Linked DNA regions of Homo sapiens: region 1 is linked to region 2. A link is an interaction called in ENCODE POLR2A ChIA-PET data of the cell type or tissue named here. Cell type or tissue: B cell. All regions are shown on one strand. Links, peaks and the distances in the headings refer to the core of each region. The heading gives the core; the rest is flanking DNA.

Region 1 (6,280 bases), core at 1-5,000, 130 kb after region 2:
AGCAAGACCCTGTCTCAAAAAAAACCATACTGATTGGAACCTTAGTTTCATCAAAATAAATATGTTTTTAAAGTGAGCTTCTCTAGGGGATTGTAAAAAGACGCAACAAAAAAAAACAAATGTTTTGTGGTTCCTTTGCCATAAATAGATTTCCATAAATCTGGCAAGTGAGTGAGAGGAGACTACAAATGCTTTGACATGAAGATTTTAAATGTGAGGCTGGCGTGGTGGCCACGACTGTAATCCCAGCACTTTGGGAGGCCGAGGTGGGCAGATCACCTGGGGTCAGGAGTTCAAGACCAACTTGGCTAACTTGGCAAAACCCCATCTCTACTGAAAATACAAAAAAGTAACTGTGTGGGGTGGCACGCACCTGTAATTCCAGCTACTTGGGAGGCTGAGGCAGGAGAATTGCTTTCACCTAGGAGGTGGAGATTGCAGTAAGCCAAGATCATGCCACTGCACTCCAGCCTGGGTGAGAGTCTGAGACTCCATCTCAAAAATAAAAAAAATACTTTAAATGTGGGATAATGCACTACTTATACTGGAAGCTCACAGACTTGGCCATAATTAGTTCTTGCTTAATTTTTAAATTTTTTGCAAGTGTTCTTGTCTCTTCAGTTTCTTCTGATAAATTTTCTGATTTCACACATTAACATTTGTAGTGATGATCAGGAGAAACAGTCCAAGAAGAAACCTCGCCTCTTCTGTGACATTTGTGACTGCTTTGATCTCCACGACACAGAGGATTGTCCTACCCAGGCACAGATGTCAGAGGACCCTCCCCATTCCACACACCATGGCAGTCGGGGTGAGGAACGCCCATACTGTGAAATCTGTGAGATGTTTGGACACTGGGCCACCAACTGCAATGACGACGAAACCTTCTGATGAAGCCTCCAGTGGAGAACTGGGCTTGCTCAGACGCACTCGCATTGACACAACGTAACACCAGCATTGTGTGTGCAGACTTCAGGAGAACTCATGTTATTTTTTAACCCCGTCAACAAATCTAGGAAAATATTTTGATCTTCAACAAATTGCCCTTTAGTCTCCCCGTATGAGTTAGAATAATAAATATTTAGTAGGTGAGTTTTCACCTCGAATTTTGTTTTCTTGATTTTTACGTTTGAAGACATTGCACCAGATGCCATTACATTTATTGGCCCCCCGACCTTGTAGAAAAACCCCTACCCTCACAATACCTTATTTAAGTAACTTTAAATTATGCCGTTACTTTTCATATTTGCACTAAGATATTTCCAGGCTGCATTTGTATATTTAGATTTTTTGGTTAAGCTTTGACACTGGAATGAGTTGAAAAAATGTGCCATTTTGCATTTTCATCTACTCATTTAAAGTATTTTATTCTTATTCAAAGAAATATCTGAGCTCTTTGCACTACCTGTTATCAGTAGTGCCTTTACTTCAGGCTTGATAATACTTAGGTGTGATTATAAAATCATGAAGCAGGTAAAGGGAGGGGCAAGCCCCCAAACTGCTGTGGGGACATTTTATAATCTATATGCTGCACCCACTTAATCTACTGTGGTGTTTTGTTTATTAGTTTTGCATAATTTCAGCTTCTATATATTGTATGTATATATTTTTTAAAAATCTATATTTTGGGAAAAAAACATACACAATGTGTCTTTCTTTTTGGACATTTACCTTTTTGAAAAAGAAAACACTTAAAATGATCATTAGGACATAACAGACTAGGCCAGACATAGCATCTTGTGGCTTTGCAACCATTTTCATTTGTTTGTTTTCCTTTTATTTCTTCACCAGATTTAAATAACTGGAGGAATTTTCTCCAATTTTTTTTTCCTTCTCTGGCAGGTATCCCCAGCAGTCAATTAACAATAAGCCAGTATAAAACACCTAAATAACCAATCTACAATCTCCCTTCACAAGTTTTTTTACTGTTTTTAGATGAATGTACGATGAGAAATTCAACGTTAATAATTCTGGATTTTCTTATCACAAAAAAGAAAATGAAGGACCTCAAAGCACCTGAACAGTTTATCGACCAGTTTGAATCTATTTATCTTCATTTGAATGTCTTCTAGAATATGTAAAAAGTCATAAAATGTATCTTCCATGCTACATGTACAATAAGAACTTCTATAATTGTATATATGCCTTTGATGTATTTTCCCCTCAAGATTATCAACTGTGTGTTCGACAGTGAATATTCAATCTGGTACCAGTTGAAATTTTTGGTTATAAATGTAATACGAATTGTTTCACAAACAGAAAACATGTAAAGCAGTATTAAAATTTGGCCAAACAAGTGTTCTGTATCTACTTTAATAAATGGTTATTCTTTTTTGTTTTGTGGGTTTTGTTTTGTTTGAGACAGGGTCTCACTCTGTTGCCCAGGCTGGAATACAGTGGCACAATCATGGATTGCTGCAGCCTCCAACTCCTGAGCTCAAGCAATCCTCTCACCTCAGCCTCCAAAGCAGCTAGGACTACAGGCAAGTGCCACCACACCTGGCCAATTTTTTTTTTTTTTTTTTTTTTTTTGAGACGGAGTCTCACTCTGTCGCCCAGGCTGGGTGCAGTGGTGTGATCTCGGCTCACTGCAAGCTCCACCTCCTGGGTTCACGCCATTCTCCTGCCTCAGCCTCCCGAGTAGCTGAGACTATAGGCATCCGCCACCATGCCCAGCTAGTTTTTTGTATTTTTAGTAGAGACAGGGTTTCACCGTGTTAGCCAGGATGGCCTCGATCTCCTGACCTCGTGATCCGCCTGCCTCGGCCACCCAAAGTGCTGGGATTACAACACCTGGCTAATTTTTAAATTTTTTGTACAGAGTGAGTCTCCCTATGTTGCCCGGGCTGGTTTTGAACTCCTGGGTTCAAGTGATCCTCCCACTTCAGCCTCCTAAAGTGTTGGGAGTGCTCACCCAGCCAATAAATGGTTATTCTTTTTTGCTAATGGTAGTAAATTGATATTCTCAGGTTTGTCATAATGGTTTTACTTCAAATGAGCAAACCCTATACATTCATATAGCAATTTCTACTGCAGTCTTGTTACTAAAGTTTTTAAGAAATTGGTAGGCCTGGTGCGGTGGCTCACGCCTTTAATCCCAGCACTTTGGGAGGCCGAGGCGGGTGGATCACGAGGTCAGGAGATCGAGACCATCCTGGCTAACACGGTGAAACCCTGTCTCTACTAAAAATACAAAAAATTACCCGGGCACGGTGGCGGGCACCTGTAGTCCCAGCTACTCGGGAGGCTGAGGCAGGAGAATGGCGTGCACCCAGGAGGCGGAGCTTGCATTGAGCCAAGATCGTGCCACTGCAGTCCAGCCTGGGCGAAAGAGTGAGACTCCATCTCGAAAAAAAAAAAAAGCCAAGCGTGGTGCACACCTGTAGTCCCAGCTACTGGGGAGGTTGAGGCAGGAGAATTGCTTGAGCCCAGGAGTTAAGAGGCTACAGTGAGCTATGATTGTGCCACTGCACTCCTAGGCAACAGAGTGAGACACTGTCTCTCATTTTTTTTTTGGTATGTCTTTCTGTCCTTCTTAAAGTGTTTCATGACCCATTTAGCATAACGTACTTGTAGTTGTTATCCATTACTGTATCACCCCACATTACCTGACAAAAATAATTACCTGATAAAAATCAATGTGGCACCATGTGGTGCCAACTATCTATTCGTCCATGAAGTCTTACAAATTGAAAAGTCCATATAATATTTACAAAAATGATACTGAACCAATTGAGTGCTATGCCTTTGAACATGCTTCTCTTGTTTTGAGGCAGGGTCTCACTGTCACTCAGGCTGGAGTGCAGTTGTGCAATCTCGGCTCACTGCAACCTCCGCCTCCAGTGCTCAAGCAATTCTTCCACCTCAGCCACCTGAATGGCTGGGACCACAGGCGCATGCCACCATGCCCAGGTAATTTTTTAAATTTTTATTTATCTATTATTTATTGAGACAGAGTTTCACTCTGTCGCCCAGGCTGGAGCGCAGTGGCACGATCTTGGCTCACTCCAGCCTCTGCCTCCCAGATTCAAGCGATTCTCCTGCCTCAGCCTCCTGAGTAGCTGGGACTACAGGCATGCGCCACCATACCCAGCAAGTTTTTGTATTAGTAGAGACAGGCTTTCACCATGTTGGCCAGGGTGGTCTTGAACTCCTGACCTCAGGTGATCTGCCCATCTCAGCCTCCCAAAGTGCTGGGATTACAGGCGTGCACCACCATGCCTCACCTAACATCTGTTTTATAAACAAATGTTTATAAAACATCTTGGAAGAACCCAAGGATGGAAACCGGACAGTGGGTGGGATATGGAGAAGGGTCTTAAAACCTGTAGATTCAGTTATGTTTAGAGTCTGGATGAGGTATGCTAGGAAAGGGGTGGTGAGAGAGCTGGGGTGGGGAAGTTGGTGGGAAGGACGGTATTCAGGTACTGAAGACTGAAGAAAGGTTGGGAGTCATTGTCAAGTAGGCAGCCAGCGTCAGGACCCAAGGACTCACCCATAGGTAGGTATTTCCAAAGCAGTTACTGCTTGAATAAGAACATTACTTCTACCTAGATAATACATTAAAACACAGTAGTTCTCAACTTTGGTACTGACCTTAGGTGATTAAAAGACTCTAAACAAGTCTGCAGTATTTGTAGGGTAACTATAGCAGTTGTCTCTCCTGGTCTATAAAAGCACCTGTTGTTACTTCATCATTTTGTAGCATCCTGATCCTGCTTGGGGATAGTTTATCATCCTAGTCTTAGTTACACTCACACATCCTTGAGATTTCACTAACCTGGGGCATTTCACCTCTTGGAGTAAGTTATACCCTCATTTAACAGCTCATGACATGGCCTGCTGAACACAACTTTTATTCTCACAGGCGTTAACATGATGCATTCTCTTGGCTGTGAGTCTGTATATAGAAAAAGAATTGTGTATTATCAGCCAGGAGCAGTAGCAGGCATCTGTAGTCCCAGTTACTCTGGAGGCTGAGGCCAGATGATAGCTGGAACCCAAGAGCTTGAGGCCAACCTAGGCAACATAGGGAAACCCCATTTCTATTAAAAAAAAAAAAAAAAAAAAGCTGGGCGCGGTGGCTCACGCCTGTAATCCCAGCACTTTGGGAGGCCGAGGCGGGCGGATCACAAGGTCAGGAGATCAAGACCATCTTGGCTAACACGGTGAAACCCCGTCTCTACTAAAAATAGAAAAAAAATAAGCCGGGCGTGGTGGCGGGCGCCTGTAGTCCCAGCTGCTGGGGAGACTGAGGCAGGAAAATGGCGTGAACCCGGGAGGCGGAGCTTGCAGTGAGCCGAGATCGCGCCACTGCACTCCAGCCTGGGCGACAGGGCGAGACTCCATCTCAAAAAAAAAAAATAATAAAAATAAAAAAATAAAAAAATAAATCTCTGTTGAGGCTGAGAACCACCTTGAAAACCAGGTTGAGAACTAAAGCATGGAAGCGTTTCCATGTGTGTTTTGTTTTTGTTTTTGAGACGAGTCTCGCTCTGTCGCCCAGCCTGGAGTGCAGTGGTGAGATCTCGGCTCACTGCAACCTTCGCCTCCCGGGTTCACGCCATTCTCCTGCCTCAGCCTCCCGAGTAGCTGGGACTACAGGCGCCCGCCACCATGCCCGGCTAATTTTCTGTATTTTTAGTAGAGACAGGGTTTCACCGTGTTAGCCAGGATGGTTTCGATCTCCTGACCTCGTGATCCACCCGCCTCGGCCTCCCAAAGTGCTGGGATTACAGGCGTGAGCCACCGTGCCCGGCCTCCATGTGTGTTAAATTATTAAAATCTAAATGTCCTTGCTGGAATCAAATTGAGAACAGAAGTTTTTGGTTGAGTGGCTGCTTTTCTGCACCATCCACAAATATCACTCTGCTTGTTCAGACTCTATGATAAGTGCTTCATAATGTAAACTGTATAGAAGATGCTGGAGGAGGCCGGGCACAGTGGCTCACACCTGTAATCCCAGCACTGGGAGGCCGAGACGGGCGGATCATGAGGTCAGGAGTTCGAGACCAGCCTGGCCAACATGGAGAAACCCCATCTCTACTAAAAATACAAAAAATTAGCCGGGCGTGGTGGCACGCGCCTGTAGTCCCAGCTACTCGGGAGGCTGAGGCAGAAGAATCGCTTGACCCAGGAGGCAGAGATTGCAGTGAGCCAAGATGGCACGACTGCACTCCAGCCTGGGCAACAGAGCAAGATTCCGTCTCAAAAAAAAAAAAAAAAAAAAAGGAAGCTTTGCACTCAAAGAAGGAAATTTTCATCTTTGACCAGATCCCAA
Region 2 (17,331 bases), core at 5,825-10,824:
TCTTTTTCCCCCCGATTCTAAAAATCCCTTCTTTTACTCAAGTATTGTAGTGAAATATTTGGCATATTCTCCCCCTCTTCTCAGGAAAGATAAGAGTCAGTAGGGATGTTTTCCTGAAAATCTTTTAATCAAGGCCTTTGACCTCTTGCCTCCTCTCTCTTCCTGATTTACCCCATATAATGACTTTTTATTAGAGACATTATGTTCTAATACCTTAAAGCAGGAAGGGACCTATTTAGACTTTTCCTTTCTAGACCGTAAATAAACTTTATAAGCAGGGTGATTTTTTTTATAGCCTAAGTGAAAGAAAACTTATTGCCTGGGTTTCTGAAAAGTGGGTGTCTTTATTACATGAAACCATGTGACTAGTTTCTGTTGAAAGGGATACGTAGCTTGCTTAGGTTGTCATCTTGAGAATCTAGTCAAGTTTAGATTTTAGAAAATGTTTTCCAGTGAAGTTTTTTTTAGGGTCTCAGGTTTATTTTTTTCTTTATGTATTAGTTTTAAGATGGGCTTTACATTTTAGTAACATAATGTTCTCTTCTTAAAATATGTAGGTTAATTGTATAAATTATAAAATTTGCATAGATACAAAAACACAGAAAAAAACAAATTATCCATGATGCTACTGCCCAGAGGAATCTTTTTGATACTTTAGAGTATGTACTTTGGTTTTTTTTTGTTTTTTAGAGACGGAGTCTCGCTCTGTCACCCAGGCTGGAGTGCAGTGGCGTGATCTTGACTCACTGCAACCTCCGCCTACCGAGTTCAAATGATTCTCCTGCCTCAGCCTCTTGAGTAGCTGAGATTACAAACACGTGCCACCTTGCCCGTCTAATTTTTGTATTTTTAGTAGAGACGGGGTTTCGCCATGTTGGCCAGGCTGGTCTCAAACTGATGACCTCATGAAATCCGCCCACCTCAGCCTTCCAAAGTGCTGGGATTACAGGGGTGAGCCACCACGCCTGGCCTCAGTCTTCTTATTAAAAAATTTTTTTGGCCAGGTGTGGTGGCTCACCCCTGTAATCCCAGCACTTTGGGAGGCTGAAGTGGATGGATCCCGTGAGCTCAGGGCAACATGGCAAAACTCCATTTCTACAAAAACAAAAGTTAGCCAGGGATGGTTGTGTACCTGTGGTCTCAGCTACTCAGGAGGCTGAGGTGGGAGGATTCCTTGAGCCCAGGAGGTTGAGGCTGCAGTAAGCCATGATTGTGCCATTGCACTCCAGCTTGGGTGTCAGAGTGAGAGCCTGTCTCTTAAAAAAAAAAAAAAAAAAAAAAAAGAAAATAACTGGTTGTAGATAGTAAGTAGGAAAACTGCTAAGTACACCAGTTTTTTAAAAAATAACAGCTTTATTGAGATATAATTCATATGCCATACAGTTTAGTAACTTAAAGTATACAATTCAGTGGTTTTTTAGTATATTCGCAGTTATGCACCCATCACCATTATCAGTTTTATTATATTTTCATTTTTTTTCCTTTTCTCCCATTTGGAAAAGTAAGTTTTAATATATTTTTGTCATCCCCAGAAGAAATCATGTATCCATTAGCAGTCACTCCTTATTTCTGCCAACTTTCCCAGCCCTAGGCAGGAGGCCAGGAGTTTGATGCCAGCCTGGGCAACATGGCAAATCTACTCTCGTCTCTACAGATTTGTTTATTCTGGACATTTCTTATAAAGGGAATCATACATTATGACTGGCTTCCTTCGCTTAACATAGTGTTTTCAGGGTTCCTCCATGTTGTGGCATGCATCTGCCCTTGATTCCTTTTTATGGTTGAGTAATATTCTGTTGTGTAGATATACCCCAATACCACATTGTGTCTCTTCATCACTTGATGAACCTTTGGATTGTTTCTACTTTTTGTCTCATGAATACTGCTGCTGTGAGCATTCATGTATAAATTTTTTGTTTTTGTTTTTGAGATGGAGTTTCGCCCTTGTCTCCCAGGCTGGAGTGCAATGGCGTGATCTCGGCTCATTGCAACCTCCACCTCCTGGGTTGAAGCAAATCTCCTGCCTCAGCCTCCCCAATAGCTGGGATTACAGGCGCCTGCCACCACACCCAGTTAATTTTTATAGTTTTAGTAGAGACAGGGTTTCGCCATGTTGCCTGGGCTTGTCTCAAACTCCTGACCTCAGGTGATCCGCCCACCTCAGCCTCCCAAAGTGCTGGGATTACAGGCGTAAGCCACTATGCCTGGCTCTTGTGTCTAATTTTTTGTGTAGACATATGCTTGCTTTTATGTTGGGCCTATACCTAAGAATGTTATAGAATTGCTGGGTCATATGCGAACTCTACCTTTTGAGGCAGTACAATACTGTTTTCCAAAGTGGTTGTACCACCAGCAATGAATGAGGTTCAGCTTGTCCAAATCCTCACCAGCACTTCTATGTCTTTTTGATTATAGTCATCCTAGTGAGTGTGCAGTGTGGTATCTCATCGTGATTTTGATTTGTATTTACCTGGTGGCTAGTAATATTGAACATCCTTTCATGTGCTTATTGGCCGTTTGTATAGCTTCTTTGGAGAAACAAACCTGTTATCTTTTTCTTTTTACCTTCAAAATATTACTTATAAGGCCGGATGTGGTGGCTCACGCCTGTAATCCCAGCACTTTGGGAGGCTGAGGTGGGCAGATCACTTGAGGTCAGGAGTTCGAGACCAGCCTGGCCAACATGGCAAAACCCTGTCTCTACTAAAAATACGAAAATTAGCTGGGTGTGGTGGCACGTGCCTGTAATCCCAGCTACTCGGGAGGCTGAGGCAGGAGAATCGCTTGAACCCAGGAGGTGGAGGTTGCAGTGAGCCGAGATTGCGCCACTGCACTCCAGCCTGAGTGACAGAGCGAGACTCCATCTCAAAAAAAAAAAAAAAAAAGTGTGTGTGTGTCTGTGTGTATATATATGTGTGTGTGTGTATACATAAATAAATATAACTTTACAAAGGCAAAGTATAGAACAATGGTATGTTACCATTTCGAATGAAAATGGTATACAAAAGAATGCCTTTATCTTTTAGTTTCTATATTTAGCAGATATTTATTAAGCATCTACTATAGGGAGGTACTAGCCCAGACACTGGGAAAGTTGAGTAAAACAGTCATGTGTCCTGCTCTCGAGGAAACTGTAGCTGTTAATGGATTGCAGATTAAGAGCAAGAAATGAGGCTAGGCATGGTGACTCATGCCTGTAATCCCAGCACTTTGGGAGGCTGAGGTGGGTGGATCACTTGAGGCCAGGAGTTCAAGACTAGCCTGGCCAACATAGCAAAACCCTGTCTCTACTAAAAATACAAAAAATTAGCCAGGCATGGTGACAGGCGCCTGTAGTCCCAGCTACTCGGGAGGCTGAGGCAGGAGAATGGCGTGAACCCAGGAGGCGGAGCTTTCAGTGAGCCGAGATCTCACCACTGCACTCCAGCCTGGGTGACAGAGCAAGACTCAGTCTCAAAAAAAAAAAAAATAAAAATAACAAACACTGAAGTTAGATTTTAAAATCCAAATGAGGCCGGGCGCGGTGGCCCACGCCTGTCATCTTAGCACTTTGGGAGGCCAAGGTGGGTAGATCACCTGAGGTCAGGAGTTCGAGACCAGCCTGGCCAACATGGTGAAAGCCTGTCTCTACTAAAAATACAAAAACTAGCTGGGGGTGGTGGCAGGGGCCTGTAATCCCAGCTACTCGGGAGGCTGATGCAGGAGAATCGCTTGAACCTGGGAGGCAGAGGTTGCAGTGAGCTGAGATTGAGCCACTGCACTCCAACCTGGGCAACAGAGTGAGACTCTGTCTTGAAAAAAATTAAAATCCAAATGAAACCAATTCCTAGTTTCCACTTACAGCATCTAAGGTGGTTGTACAGAAACTATCTTATGGATTTGTGAGTAAATTTAGTAGACTGCTTCTCTTGAAATATAGGCTGGGCGTGGTGGCTCGTGCCTGTAATCCCAGCACTTTGGGAAGCCAAGGTGGGCAGATCACTTGAGGCCAGGAGTTTGAGACCAGCCTAGCCAACATGGTGAAACCCTGTCTCTACTAAAAATATAAAAATTAGCTGGGCGTGGTTGCGCATGCCTGTAATCCCAGCTACTCCAGAGGCTGAGGCGGAAGAATCGCTTGAACCTGGGTGGCAGTGGTTGCAGTGAACTGAGATCATGCCACTGTATTCCAGCCTGGGCAACAGAGCAAGACTCCATCTCAAAAAAAAAGAAAAAGAAAAGAAAAATATTATAGGCTGGGCGTGGTAACTCATGCCTGTAATCCCAGCACTCTGGGAGGCCAAGGCGGGCGGATCACCCGAGGCCAGGAGTTTGAGACCAGCCTGGCCAACATGGTGAAACCCTGTCTCTACAAAAATATAAAGATTAGCCGGGCATGGTTGTGCAGACCTGTAATCCTGGCTACTTGGGAGGCTGACGCAGGAGAATCACTTGAGCCTGGGAGGCGGAGGTTGCAGTGAGCCAAGATCGTGCCACCCTGGGTGACAGAGTGGAGACTCCATCTCAAAAAAATAATAAACAATAAAAAAAATATCAAGGTGCCCTGTAGTATTGTGAAAATAGAAACGTGGTTATAGGCCGGGCACAGTGGCTCATGCCTTTAATTCCAACACTTTGGGAGGCTGAGGCAGGAGGATCTCTTGAGCCCAGGAGTTCAAGACCAGCCTGGGCAACATAGTCTCTTAAAAACAGAATAGGCTGGGCGCGGTAGCTCACACCTGTAATCCCAGCACTTTGGGAGGCCGAGGTGGGTGGATCACGAGGTCAGGAGATCGAGACCATCCTGGCTAACACGGTGAAACCCTGTCTCCACTAAAAATACAAAAAATTAGCCTGGTGTGGTGGCAGGCGCCTGTAGTCCCAGCTACTCGGGAGGCTGAGGCAGAAGAATGGCGTGAACCTGGGAGGTAGAGGTTGCAGTGAGCTGAGATTGCACCACTGCACTCCAGCCTGGGCGACAGAGTGAGACTCCATCTCAAAAAAATATATAATAAAAAATAAAGAAATGTCTCAAAAAAATGTGGTTATTTGTCCATTGTCTCTCAAGACCTATAGCAACTATTAAACTTGCTCATTTGCAAAATAAAAACAAGAACCTTTTTTTTTTTTTTTTTGAGACGGAGTATCATTCTTATCGTCTAGGCCAGAGTGCAATGGTGTGAGCTCTGTAACCTCCGTCTCCCGGGTTCAAGTGATTGTCCTGCCTCAGCCTCCTGAGTAGCTGGGATTACAGGTGCCCGCCACCATGCCTGGCTAATTTTTGTATTTTTAGTAGAGATGGGGTTTCGCCATGTTAGTCAGGCTGGTCTTGAACTCCTGACCTCAGGTGATTTGCCTCGGCCTCCCAAAGTGCTGGCATTACAGGCAAGAAAGCTTTTATGAAAAGAAAAAAACCCAATCCAATATGAAAGACCTTGATTCTTCTAGGAGTTGTCTTTGTACCCTTTTCTTGTTCAGAGCAGTTTTGGTATGCTTTTGCTTTTGGTGTGGGCCATGTCTGACTGTTTAAGGGGCAGGCAACAATATGCCAACTTTTTTCCTTTGTGAAGAATGGAAAGGGAAATCAATTCTTTTTTTTTTTTTTTTTTTTTTTTTGAGACAGGGTCTCACCAAAAACCCTCCTTGTAGCACGTGTTCTCACTCTGTCTCAAGAAAAAAAAAAAACTCATCCAGGCTGGAGTGCAGTGGCACAATCACAGCTCACTGCAGCTTCAATCTCCTGGGCTCAGGTGATCCTCCTTCAGCCTCCCAGATAGCCTGGACTGCAGGCACGCGACACCATACCTGGCTAATTTTTTGTAGAGATGGAGTTTTGCCGTGTTGCCCAGGCTGGTTTTGAACTCCTGGGCTCAAGTGATCTTCCTGCCTCAGCCTCCCAAAGTGCTGAGATTGCAGGTGTGAACCACCTTGGCTGGGGAGGTCAGTTTTAACTTGCCTTGAGATTGACTCTTTGATCTCACTGCTGTATATAATAATTTAGAAACATTTATTCATCAGTTTACATTAGGGTCAGGAGCCTGGAGATTGGGGTTTTAGTCCTAGACTGTTAAGTAAGTATGACCTTGACAAGTGATTTCACTTTTTAGAATCAGTTTTCTTGTTGGTAAAATGAGAGAGTTGAACTAGATTGCTACAGTCTCTTCTGATTCTAACATTTTATGATGCTATATTAAGCACATTGCTTCTTTTTACACGTTAGTATAATTGACTGCTGCCGACCCATTAAGTAAGTTCTTCTGGGAGATACTAGAGAGGCCTAGTAATTTCAGCCCCTTTTAAGATCTGTGTCTTAAGCTAGTGGTATGTGTTAGAGTTACAAAGTCACAGGAATTTTGTAGAATTTTGTGTAAATGAACAAAATAACTCAAATTATTCAGCTTTCCATGTTCCCTTAAAACATTTTTTTTTTTTTTTGCAGATGGAGGAACATTGGGAGGCTCTTTATTTTCTGCGTGCTAAGTAGTAGGAATATAAATCTGCACTCAGACTGAGCTGTGCAAAGGCATTCATAATTGCAGGCAGTTGCATCAGAGCTCAGAGTTCCATCTCTAAAAAAAACATTGTCTTATGCCCCAACCTTCTCCCTGGGTTAGTTTTTAATCCTGTCCTTCCTTTTTAAAACTTCTCTAGGTACAACTTGTATTCTGTACTATGTCATACACACCTTAAGTTTTAAATACATATAATTTTCTTAAGCACAGAATAATTTTTCAAAGGGGTATGTCTACTCTTGACTTTGGAAAGATACCATAAACTTTGTATTTACTGTCAGTGTCTTATTGTGTGATATTCTCAAATCAACACTTAAGGTTAGCAGGCTAATTTTATAAATTGCTCTGTAAGGTTTGTCTCAGTTAGAAATTGGAAATAAAACTTCCTTGTAGCTCCTTTTGAATTAAGGGGCCAGTTAATTTTCTGATACTTACTGACTTGTGTCAGTCCTTTAGTGTCTGAATGGGCTTTTCACATTGATCCATTTATTTTTACTTGTTTGAGACAAGGTCTCACTCTGTGGGACCACAGGCACGCACCACCACGCCTGGCTAATTTTTGTATTTTTTGCAGAGACAGGGTTTCGCCATGTTTCCTAGGATGATCTCAAACTCCTGAGCTCAAAACTATCTGCCCACCTTGGCCTCCCAAAGTGTTGGGATTATGGGCGTGAGCCACTGAGCTGGCCGGCATTGACCTTTTAAATAAACAGTGATTACAATATTTACTCATCTTTCGTACTTTATCCTTAAAGATATGCTGTTTGCTTCCCGCCCCCCATCCCCCAGATGGAGTCTTGCTCTGTCACCCAGGCTGGAGTGCAGTGGTGCCATCTAGGCTCACTGCAACCTCTGCCTCCCGGATTCAAGCGATTCTCCTGCCTCAGCCTTCTGAGTAGCTGGGATTACCGGAGCTGCCGCCATGCCCGGCTAATTTTTGCATTTTAGTAGAGAGGGGGTTTCACCAAGTTGGCCAGGCTGGTCTTGAACGTCTGACCTCAGGTGATCCGCTCGCCTTGTCCTCCCAAAGTGCTGGGATTACGGCCGTGAGCAACCACACCCGGCTGCTGTTTCCTTTTTGTTTTTTTTTTTGAGATAGTGTGGTGGCATGATCTCTGCTCACTGCAACCTCTGCCTCCCTTGCTCAAGTGATTCTCTTGTCTCAGCCTCCCGAGTAGCTGGGATTATAGGTGTGTACCACCACACCTGGCTAATTTTTGTATTTTAGTAAAGATGGGGTTTTGCCATGTTGGCCAGGCTGGTCTTGAACTCTTCACCTCAGGTGATCTATCCGCCTTGGCCTCCCAAAGTGCTGGGATTACAGGTGTGAGCCACCGCGCCTGGCTGCTATTTGCTTTTTTAATCTTTGTGTTAATTTTAAAGCTGAGTCTGGCCTATTTAAAAAGTTATATATAATATATCGTGTATGAAGCATACATAAATACCCACATACTTAGAGAAATATCAGTGAAAATAGATCTTAGTGGTCCTAGCACAGTAAAGTGACAAAAGACTAAAAAAAACCTAGAGTTACGGCTCCTGGAATCCTTCTGACTTTTTTGACCATAGTACTTGCGAGAACGCGTCCCTTGTGAATCTAGGCAATGACGGCAACAGGAGCCATGCAGCAGTGACAGAACGTCTCATGGGATTACACAGGGGATGCAGATCAGTGAAGAAATATTGGTGCTTATAAATAGTCATGACAGGAATGGAAAAAAGGACAGGCTGAGTGACTTTAATATTCAATAAAACAAGTAATCTCATGTGAAAGGCATGTGTTTTTGAAGATGATGGAATGCTCTTATTCTGACACCTGACTCTAGAGGTGGTTTAAGTCAGTCCTATAGACAAGGCAGTGAACTTGATGGGGATATGTGGAACTGAATGGAAGAATGGAAGTGTGAACACATGGCACCATGTTGGTTTTTTTTTGTTTTGTTTTTTTTTTTTGAGATGGAGTCTCGCTCTGTCACCCGGGCTGGAGTGCAGTGGCGCGATCTTGGCTCACTGCAACCTCCGCCTCCCGGGTTCACACCATTCTGCCTCAGCCTCCTGAGTTGTTGGGACTACAGGCGCCCGCCACCATGCCAGGCTAATTTTTTTTTTTTGTATTTTTATTAGAGACAGGGTTTCACTGTGTTAGCCAGGATGGTCTTGATGGATCCGACCTCGTGATCCACCTGCCTCGGCCTCCCAAAGTGCTGGGATTACAGGCGTGAGCCACTGTACCTGGCCTTTGTTTTTTGTTTTCAGATGGAGTCTTGCTCTGTTGCCCAGGCTGGAGTGCTGTGGCGCAATCTTGGCTCACTGCAACCTCCACCTCCCCGGGTTCAAGCGATTCTCCTGCCTCAGACTCCTGAATAACTGGGATTACAGGAATGTGCCACCACTTCTAGCTAATTTTTATATTTTTAGTAGAGACAGGTTTCACCATGTTGGCCAGCCCGAAGGTCTCGAACTCCTAGCCTCAAGTGATTTACCCACCTTGGCCTCCCAAAGTACTGGGATTACAGGCGTCAGCCACTGCACCCGGCCTATTCTGTTACCTTTTAAATCAGCCTACTAGTTGATACTGAAACCAGTGTCTCCAGGCCCCTGCTTTATATTCTGTCCAGTGAATCTCGCTTGTTAGTGCACTGATTTGATACATTGGCCCTTCTGTGGCCTGCGCCCCAAACTGTGTTTGGTGGCGTCACACACATTTTCCCTGTGTTCAGGGCCAAGCTTTGGGAAGCCAGAGTCAACGATGCTCTTAGGTGTCTGTCACTTGTCCTCAGCTCGCGTAGACCGCTCACTCATGCGCTTACCGGGTATTCTACCTTGGAGTGCATGCTCCCTGCCTTCATGCCCTGTGGTTTGATTTTGAGTCACGGAACTGTTGTTAGGGCACACATTCTGAGCAGTCACACAGTGTCATCATGTCATCGGACCACTCTGTGTAAATGTGCACAAGGAGTGTTCTGTATCTTATTCGGAAGACTAACAAGTTTCCCAGGTGTTAGAATATGGGCCAATGAAACAGCTATATGCGGCTGGGCACGGTGGCTCATGTGGTAATCCCAACACTTTGGGAGGCCAAGGTGGGTGGTTCACCTGAGGTCAGGAGTTCAAGACCAGCTTGGCCAACATGGTGAAACCCTGTCTCTACTAAAAATAAAAAAAAATTAGCTGGGTGTGGTGACGGGTGCCTGTAATACCAGCTACTCAGGAGGCTGAGGCAGGAGAATCGCTTGAACCCAGGAGGCAGAGGTTGCAGTGAGTCGAGATCATGCCACTGCACTCCAGCCTGGGTACCAGAGTAAGACTCTGTGCCAAAAAAACAAACAGACCAAAAAAAAAAAAAAAAAAAACAAAACAAGAAATGATGTCTCCTACTGTATTGGCCTTAAATCTCCAGCCACAGGTTCCTTTCATGTGCTTTGAGACATACTTATTAAATTTTTCATCGGTAGCTCAGTCTCTGTACTGTATTTTGCTTTGAGTTTCATGTGGGTGTGTTTTCAAACTCTTTGTGCTGAGCTCTCGGTTTTACTGGGCAGTGCCTTGTGCTGCCAGCAGAGCTTCCTTATACATTATGTATCACCTGTCAAATAGATATTTTAAAGTTCCTCTTACTGTAAGTGCTATTTTTTCCTTTTCTATGCTAAGAACAATTAAATTATTCCTGGCTCGAGATTCAGGAGTTTTACATTTCTCTGCCCTTTTCCTCACATACATGTTGTAATGGAGCACAGAAGATGGATGTTGCATATCCAGGGGGGCCTGGGGTATTATCTGCTTGTTAGTTTTACTATCGATGCCAAGAGGAGAGCTGCTTGTTTTCTGCTTCCAGTATGTATTCTAGCCTGGTGGTGTCCTATGTAGTAGCCACGAGCCACATAATCACGTATTGAGCACGTGAAATGTGGTGAGTCCAAATTGAGGTGTGCTGTAAGTATAAAATACACTCTGGATTTCAAAGATCTATTATGAAAAAAGAATGTAAAATGTTAATAATTTTACGTTAATCACATTTGTTGTTGTTAGAGACGAGGTGATATTTGTTTTTTGAGACAGAGTCTTGGTCTGTCACCCAGGCTGGAATGTAGTGCTGCCACCCAGGCTGGAGTACAGTGGCGCTATCTCAGCTCACTGCAACCTCCGCCTCCTGGGTTCAAGCAATTCTCCTGCCTCAGCCTCCGGAGTAGGTGGGATTATAGGTGCCCACCACCACATCCGACTAATTTTTATATTTTTAGTAGAGATGGGGTTTCACCATGTTGGCCAGGCTGCTGTCAAACTCTTGACCTCAAGTGATCCATGTGCTTCGGTCTCCCAAAGTGCTGGGATTACAGGCATGAACCAGCACGCCCAGGCAGGAGATGAGGTCTTGCTCTGTTGCCCAGGCTGGAGTGCAGTGCCATGACCAGAGCTCTCTGCAGCTTCTAACTAAACTCTTGGGCTCAAGCAGTCGTCCCATCTCTGCCTCTGGAGTAGCTGGGATGCAGGTGTGTGCCACTACACCCAGCTAATTTTTAAAAATTTTGTAGAGATGGAGTCTCACTATGTTGCTCAGGCTTGTCTTGAAATCCTGAACTCAAGTGATCCTTCCACTTGGGCAGGCATGAGCCACCGTGCCCAGCCCTTGATTACATTTTGAAATAATATTTTAAATCTACTGGGCTAAATAAACTATATCATGAAAATTAATTTCACATGATTCTTTTTCATTTTTAAAAATATGGATACTAGAAAATTCAGAATTATACATTTGTACTGCATTGTATTTCTACTGGACAGTGCTGGTCTAGAAAGTATAATACTGTCAACAAATGTAATTATCTAATTTGAGACTCACACTTTTTTTTTTTTTGAGCGGGAGTTTTGCTCTTGTTGCCCAGGCTGGAGTGCAATGGCAAAATCTCGGCTCACTGCAACCCCCACCTCCCAGGTTCAAGTGATTCTCCTGCCTCAGCCTCCCGAGTAGCTGGGATTACAGGCATGTGCTACCACACCTGGATAATTTTGTATTGTTAGTGGAGACTGGCTTCACCATGTCTGTCAGGCTGGTCTTGAACTCCTGACCTCAGGTCATCCTCCCGCCTTGGCCTCCCAAAGTGCTGGGATTACAGGCATGAGCCAGCATGCCCAGCCGAGATCATACCTGTTAAATAGCACTCATTGTAGGTAGTAATTGAACAGTTTGCCCATAGCTTCATTGACCTACTTTCTTGGAGTACAATGGCGCCATCTCTGCTCACCGCAACCTCTGCCTCCCAGGTTTAAGCAGTTCTCCTGCCTCAGCCTCCTGAGTAGCTGGGATTACAGGCATGTGCCACCACGCCGCCTGGCTGATTTTGTATTTTTAGTAGAGATGGGGCTTCGCCGTTTTGGTCAGGCTGGTCTTGAATTCCTGACCTCAAGTGATCTGCCCGCCTTGGCCTCCCAAAGTGCTAGGATTACCGTGCCCGGCCCATTGACCTACTTTTTATTAATTTGTTCATTAATAATTAGAGATGAGGTCTCACCAAGTTTCCCAGGCTGGTATTGAACTCCTGGGCTCAAAGCATCCTGCCACCTCAGCCTCCCAAAGTGTTGGGATTACAGGTGTGAACCACCATACCCACCCTTCATTGGCCCACTTTTTAGAAAAGGATCCAGGCCAGTCGTGGTGGCTCATGTCTGTAATCCCAGCACTTTGGGAGGCCAAGACGGGCGGATCACCTGAGGTCGGGAGTTCGAGACCAGCCTGACCAACATGGCAAAACCTTGTCTCTACTAAAAATACAAAATTAGCCAGGCATGGTGGCACGTGCCTGTAATCCCAGCTACTTGGGAGGCTAAGGCATGAGAATTGCTTAAACCCGAGAGGCGGAGGTTGCAGTGAGCCGAGATCGCGCCACTGCACTCCAGCCTGGGCGACAAGAGTGAAACACTGTCTCAAAAAAAAAAAAAAAAGGATCCGGAGTTGGGAAACCCTGTAATGCTTCTGTGTTTATCAAGTGTTTAGAGTGTAAGATACAGTTACTTGATGCTTTAGTTTGAAAATCGCATCATTTTGCATAATTTTATGGATTCTTGTTTTGCTGTTGACTCACTTGAGAACTTTTTTGAACTCTTACTGTGTATCAAACTTTTTTAGATTCGTTGGATGCGAAGACAAATCAAATCTCATGGAGCTTAGTCATAGCATGATATGCAAACAAGACAGGAATGCGTGTGAGTCATCATTCCGTAATCGAAGCTGCCCAGTAGCTGGAGTAGTCCAGAGAAGGAAGAGAGGGCAAGAAGAGTAGTCAGAAGAGACTGCTGATGTGTCTCCTGTGTTCTTGGAGAGCCATTTCCCATGTGCCCCCAAAGCCCTTCTGTGTGGCAGTATGCTGCGCGTGGCAGTAGCGTATGGGGCCTGGCTCTAGAAACAGCCAGTACGTGGGAAATGAAGCCCGTCCAAGGACCTTAAGCTCAGTTCAGCCAGGAGATGTGATGTTTTTAAATTGGGGCTAAGCAGGCCCATAATTTTTTTTTTTTTGGTTACTTTTCCGTGACATTGGATAGTTGACTTTTTTGTTTTACTCAAGAATTGAAGAAAATTTGCAAATGCCCTTCAATCTTATTTATCTTTTTCAGTCTCTTCTGTATATACAGAAATATGAATGTGAATGAAGTGGAAGGAAGAAAATCAAATAGCTTGCCCTTTCTTAAGGGGAAACAAGTCAATTTGGAAAGGTCCCAGCGTTGTGTAAGTGTTTTCAGTGGCTCAAGCCGAGGAGCTCAGGTTACACTGCATCTCCTGTGTTGGGGGTGGGGACAGCAAGTGACACAGCATACTTACGTAACCGTGACTTCAGGGGACAGGATTAAGCTGTGAATGAACCTCCCAAACCCAGGAATATGATATGAGAACATAGCCTTTGAATTTCTCTCTCAAGTTTGACTTGAAAAATCAGCCTCAGAAACATCTTTATCTTAAGATAGATTTCCGTTGCTCTCAGAACGTCTCTCCCCTGACCTTCTGTTATTAAGTTCATGGACATACAGCATTTTAGAATTAGGTGGGGGCTCCGAAGTCTGCGAGTGCAGCTGTGCACAGGTAAGTCACTTCACCCGCCTGGTGCTGAATTTCCTTTGGGTCTTGAAGCAGGGCCGCGTTGAAACCTGGGTTTCTGGACGTTGTAGCTACCACGCAGCCTGTTTCTGGAAGCTTGGTGTTAAACTCCCTCTCCTGGCAGGTTAAATTCATTGCAAATTCTTCAACTCTCCTTTGCCTCCCAACAGAATTTTTAGATTTAGTAAATAAAGTGGCATTTTCATTTTGTGGATGGGGCAAAATGGACTGGAAAGGGTCTGATGTGTAGAGATGTGATTTTCTTGGGGCAACGTGATGCCGCTCTATGTGTGCCAGGAGGTGCTGAGCCTGTTTGAAGCTCTTATCAGATCTGGGTTCTTTCTTCACTGATGGCAGAGGTCTGTACTTTTCACTTTGGCAAAGTTAGAGCCACAGTCTTTCCTTTCACTTCTGAATCCTTGACCTTTTGCTTACAGGATTTGGATTTGATACCCAAAACAGGACTAGAACTGTGAAGGTATGGAGTTAGAAACAGATCTTATTTAATTAGTGTCCTCAGGTTGAAGTTGGGAATACTGAGCCGGGGAAGGGGTTATGTGAGTTGTTCAGGGTCATCCAACTGGGGTGGAATTTAGGTGTCTCACTTCCTAGTCCAGCTCTCTGTTCATACTTTTTTATTTATTTGAACCATGACATTTAAAAAATAGGAGTAAACATAACCTTAAGAAATCAGATGAGAATATGAAGAATATTACTGCTTTTTGTATGAACATAATTTTCACCATTCTTGTTTTTGGGAACTGCTTGTTTTGTGGAACCTCTTGTTTCTGTAAATTGCTTAAGGTTTTTTTTTTTTTTTTTTGGATATCTGGTCAGGAGGAAGGGGGATTAGATTTTATTAAAATATATATTTTCTATAATAAGTGTCTTTTTTTCTTAAACTTTTTAAAAAAAGATTTTAGAGATAAAGTCTTGCTAATATTGCCTAGGCTGGACTCAATCTCCTGGGCTCAAGCGATCCTCCCACCTCAGTCTCCGAAGTAGCTGGGATTCCAGGCAGGCGCCACCATGCCCGGCTAATTAAAAAAAATTTTTTTTTTTTAGAGATGGGGTTTCACTATGTTGCCCAGGCAGCTCTCAGACTCCTGGACTTAAGTGATCCACCTGCCTTGGCCTCCCAAAATGCTGGGATTATAGGTGTGAGCCACCATGCCTGGGCAAACTTGTGTGTTTTAAAAACATATTTTGTTCTTACGAGTAAAATGTCTCTGCTTTTATAAAAATATAGTACTTTAATTATTCACATTATAATGCTTTTTGTGATATAAAGCATTTCAATCTTAGAGGCTCGTCCTTAAAATTAATTTTTTTTTTTTTTTTAAGGTGGAGTCTCATTCTGTCGCCCAGGCTGGAGTGCAGTGGCGTGATCTCGGCTCACTGCAACCTCCACCTCCAGGGTTCAAGCTATTCTCCTCAGCCTCCCAAGTAGCTGGTATTACAGGCGCCTGCCACCACGACCAGCTAATTTTTTTTTTTTTTTTTTGTATTTTCAGTAGAGACAGGGTTTCACCATGTTGGCCAGGCTGGTCTCAAATTCCTGACCTCTGGTGATCCGGCTGCCTTGGCCTTCCGAAGTGCTGCGATTACAGGCATGAGCCACCAAGCCCAGTCCCTTAAAATTAATTTATTTGAGGAATTTACTTGGCCAAGATGATTCAAAGCTCTAAGCAAAGTTTTTATCTGTTTGCCACTGTATTACATAAAATAAGCTTGCCACTATACCATATAAGCCCACTTATTTCAGTGGCTGAAACTGATAAGTTAATTTTCTTTTTTTTTTGTTTTTTTTTGAGACGGCGTCTCACTCTGTTGCCCAGGCTGGAGTGCAGTGGCACAATCTTGGCTCACTGCAACCTCTGCCTCCTGGCTTCAAGCGATTATCCTGCCTCAGCCTACTGAGTAGCTGGGATTACAGGCATGCGCCTCCACTCTCGACTAATTTTTATATTTTTTTTTTAGTAAAGATGGGGTTTCACCATGTTGGCCAGGCTGGTCTCGAACTCCTGACCTTGTGATCGGACTGCCTCCCAAAGTGCTGGGATTATAGGTGTGAGCCACCATGCGTGGCCGATAAGTTGATTTTCAGTTTTGGAAAAGTTTAGGATACATATTTACTGATGGGAAAATGGGGAGAGGTGATTCAGGTGTCTAGACTTCTTTCTTCCTTTTTTTTTTTTTTTTTTTTTTTTTTGGAGATGGAGTCTGGCTCTGTCGCCCAGACTGGAGGGCAGTGGTGTGATCTTGGCTCACTGCAACCTCTGAGATTACAGGCGTGCACCACTATGCCCGGCTAATTTTTGTATTTTTTTGTAGAGAGAGGTTTTTGCCATGTTGCCCAGGCTGGTCTCAAACTCCTGACCTCAGATGATCCACCCACTTTGGTCTCCCAAAGTGCTGGGATTACAGGCATGAGCCACACGCCTGAACTCTTCCATCTTTTGATTCTGTTGTCTTCAGTACATGCTTTCGAGGTTGCTGGGCTTGTCTCCATCAAGCCATCAGAAGGGCAAAGAGCATGGGGGATTGTACACAGTAGGTTCCTCTGGGCTAGGCCTAGAGTGGCACATGCCTCACACACTTATTCCACTGGCTAGAACTCAGTCACGTGATCATACTGAACTGTAGCGGGAGCTGGGAAATATGGTGTGAATCCAGGAAGAAAAAGAGGCCAGGCACGGTGGCTTACGCCTGTAATCCCAGCACTTTGGGAGGCCAAGGTTGGTGGATCGCTTGCACCCAGGAGTTCAAGACCAGCCTAGGCAACATGGTAAAACCCCATCTCTACAAAAAAAAAAAAAAAAAAAAAAAAAATTTGCCGGGTGTGGTGGTGTCTGCCTGTAGTCCCAGCTACTTGGGAGGCTGAGGTGGAAGGATGGCTGGAGTCTGGGAGGTCAAGGCTGCCATGAGCCATGAGTGCATCACTGCAGTTCAACCTGGGCAACAGGGCAAGACTCTGCCTCAAAAAAAAAAAAATAAACAACAACAAAAAAGTCTTGGTGAACAGCTAGCCACCCTCTCCCCCTCTCCATATGTATTCACTTCCATCCTGGCTTGGCTGTACTGCACTCTTGTTTCTGTGGAGAAAGCAGCTCAGTAGAGTCTGTTTCTTCACTCTTTCGGTTGAAGCCGTTTTACTGTGGCTCAAAAGAATTTTTTTTCTGCCTGTGAAATTAATTATACCTGTTCATTAAATAAAATTTCTATAGACCCAAGAAAACACAGATAAAAATTACCAGTGATTCCATTGAGATAATTGTTCTGAGTCCCTGTTACAGTTCCCTTCAATTTCAGAATTTTTAAGCACTTAGAAATAATAAAATGTCACTAATTCTTACTCTGTGCTGGCTTGCAAACTTCAAAACTCTTAAGAGGGAGGAAACAACAGCCTGGCCATTTTGCCTTTTCCTCACAAAGATACACAGGGCTATTCCGGAGCTGTCCCGAGGCTTTATTCTTCTGGCATTTTCAAAATGACTTAGACATCTTAATCTCCACTTCTCCTTAGTAAACAGGGTAAATATTGGGGCTGGTGAACTCAATAGTTTATTAGGATGGCAAGGGTAACATTTTAAGTTTATGATTTATTTTCTACTCAGTTATCAGGATTCTTTTTTCTTTCCTTTTTCTTTTTTTTTTTTTGAGATGGAGTCTTGCTCTATCGCCAGGCAGGAGTGCAGTGGCACGATCTCGGCTCACTGCAACCTCCACCTCCCAGGTTCAAGAGATTCTCCT

What was found. ChIA-PET counts read pairs that join two places held together with the same protein. Peaks named below come from ENCODE experiments on the same cell type or tissue, not always from the same donor. Only the 100,000 strongest peaks of a DNase experiment are listed, where the experiment ranks them.
Region 1: POLR2A ChIA-PET joins it to region 2 with 7 read pairs; 8 of 35 experiments call an interaction of 5 or more read pairs at or near these places.

Annotation. Positions count from the first base shown.
Region 1 is chr12:122,267,486-122,273,765 of GRCh38, reverse strand. It overlaps CLIP1 (CAP-Gly domain containing linker protein 1), which reads left to right. Exons shown (of 26, transcript NM_001247997.2): 26 at 666-2,297. The coding sequence ends at 891. Among named protein-coding and RNA genes, the nearest start is that of VPS33A, 4.1 kb to the right of the region's middle. In B cell, for the core only: no CTCF peak of the experiment used is centred there; no DNase peak of the experiment used is centred there.
Region 2 is chr12:122,396,013-122,413,343 of GRCh38, reverse strand. The region is part of intron 1 of CLIP1 (CAP-Gly domain containing linker protein 1); the gene reads left to right. It overlaps CLIP1-AS1 (CLIP1 antisense RNA 1), which reads right to left. Exons shown (of 3, transcript NR_045382.1): 2 at 16,639-16,761; 3 at 13,400-14,048. Among named protein-coding and RNA genes, the nearest start is that of CLIP1-AS1, 9.1 kb to the right of the region's middle. RefSeq lists enhancers at 9,686-9,735, 11,399-12,084, 12,658-12,707, 12,085-12,770, 12,728-12,787 and 2 more. In B cell, for the core only: no CTCF peak of the experiment used is centred there; DNase peaks (open chromatin) are centred at 8,123, 9,310 and 10,151; H3K27ac peaks cover 1,062 bases.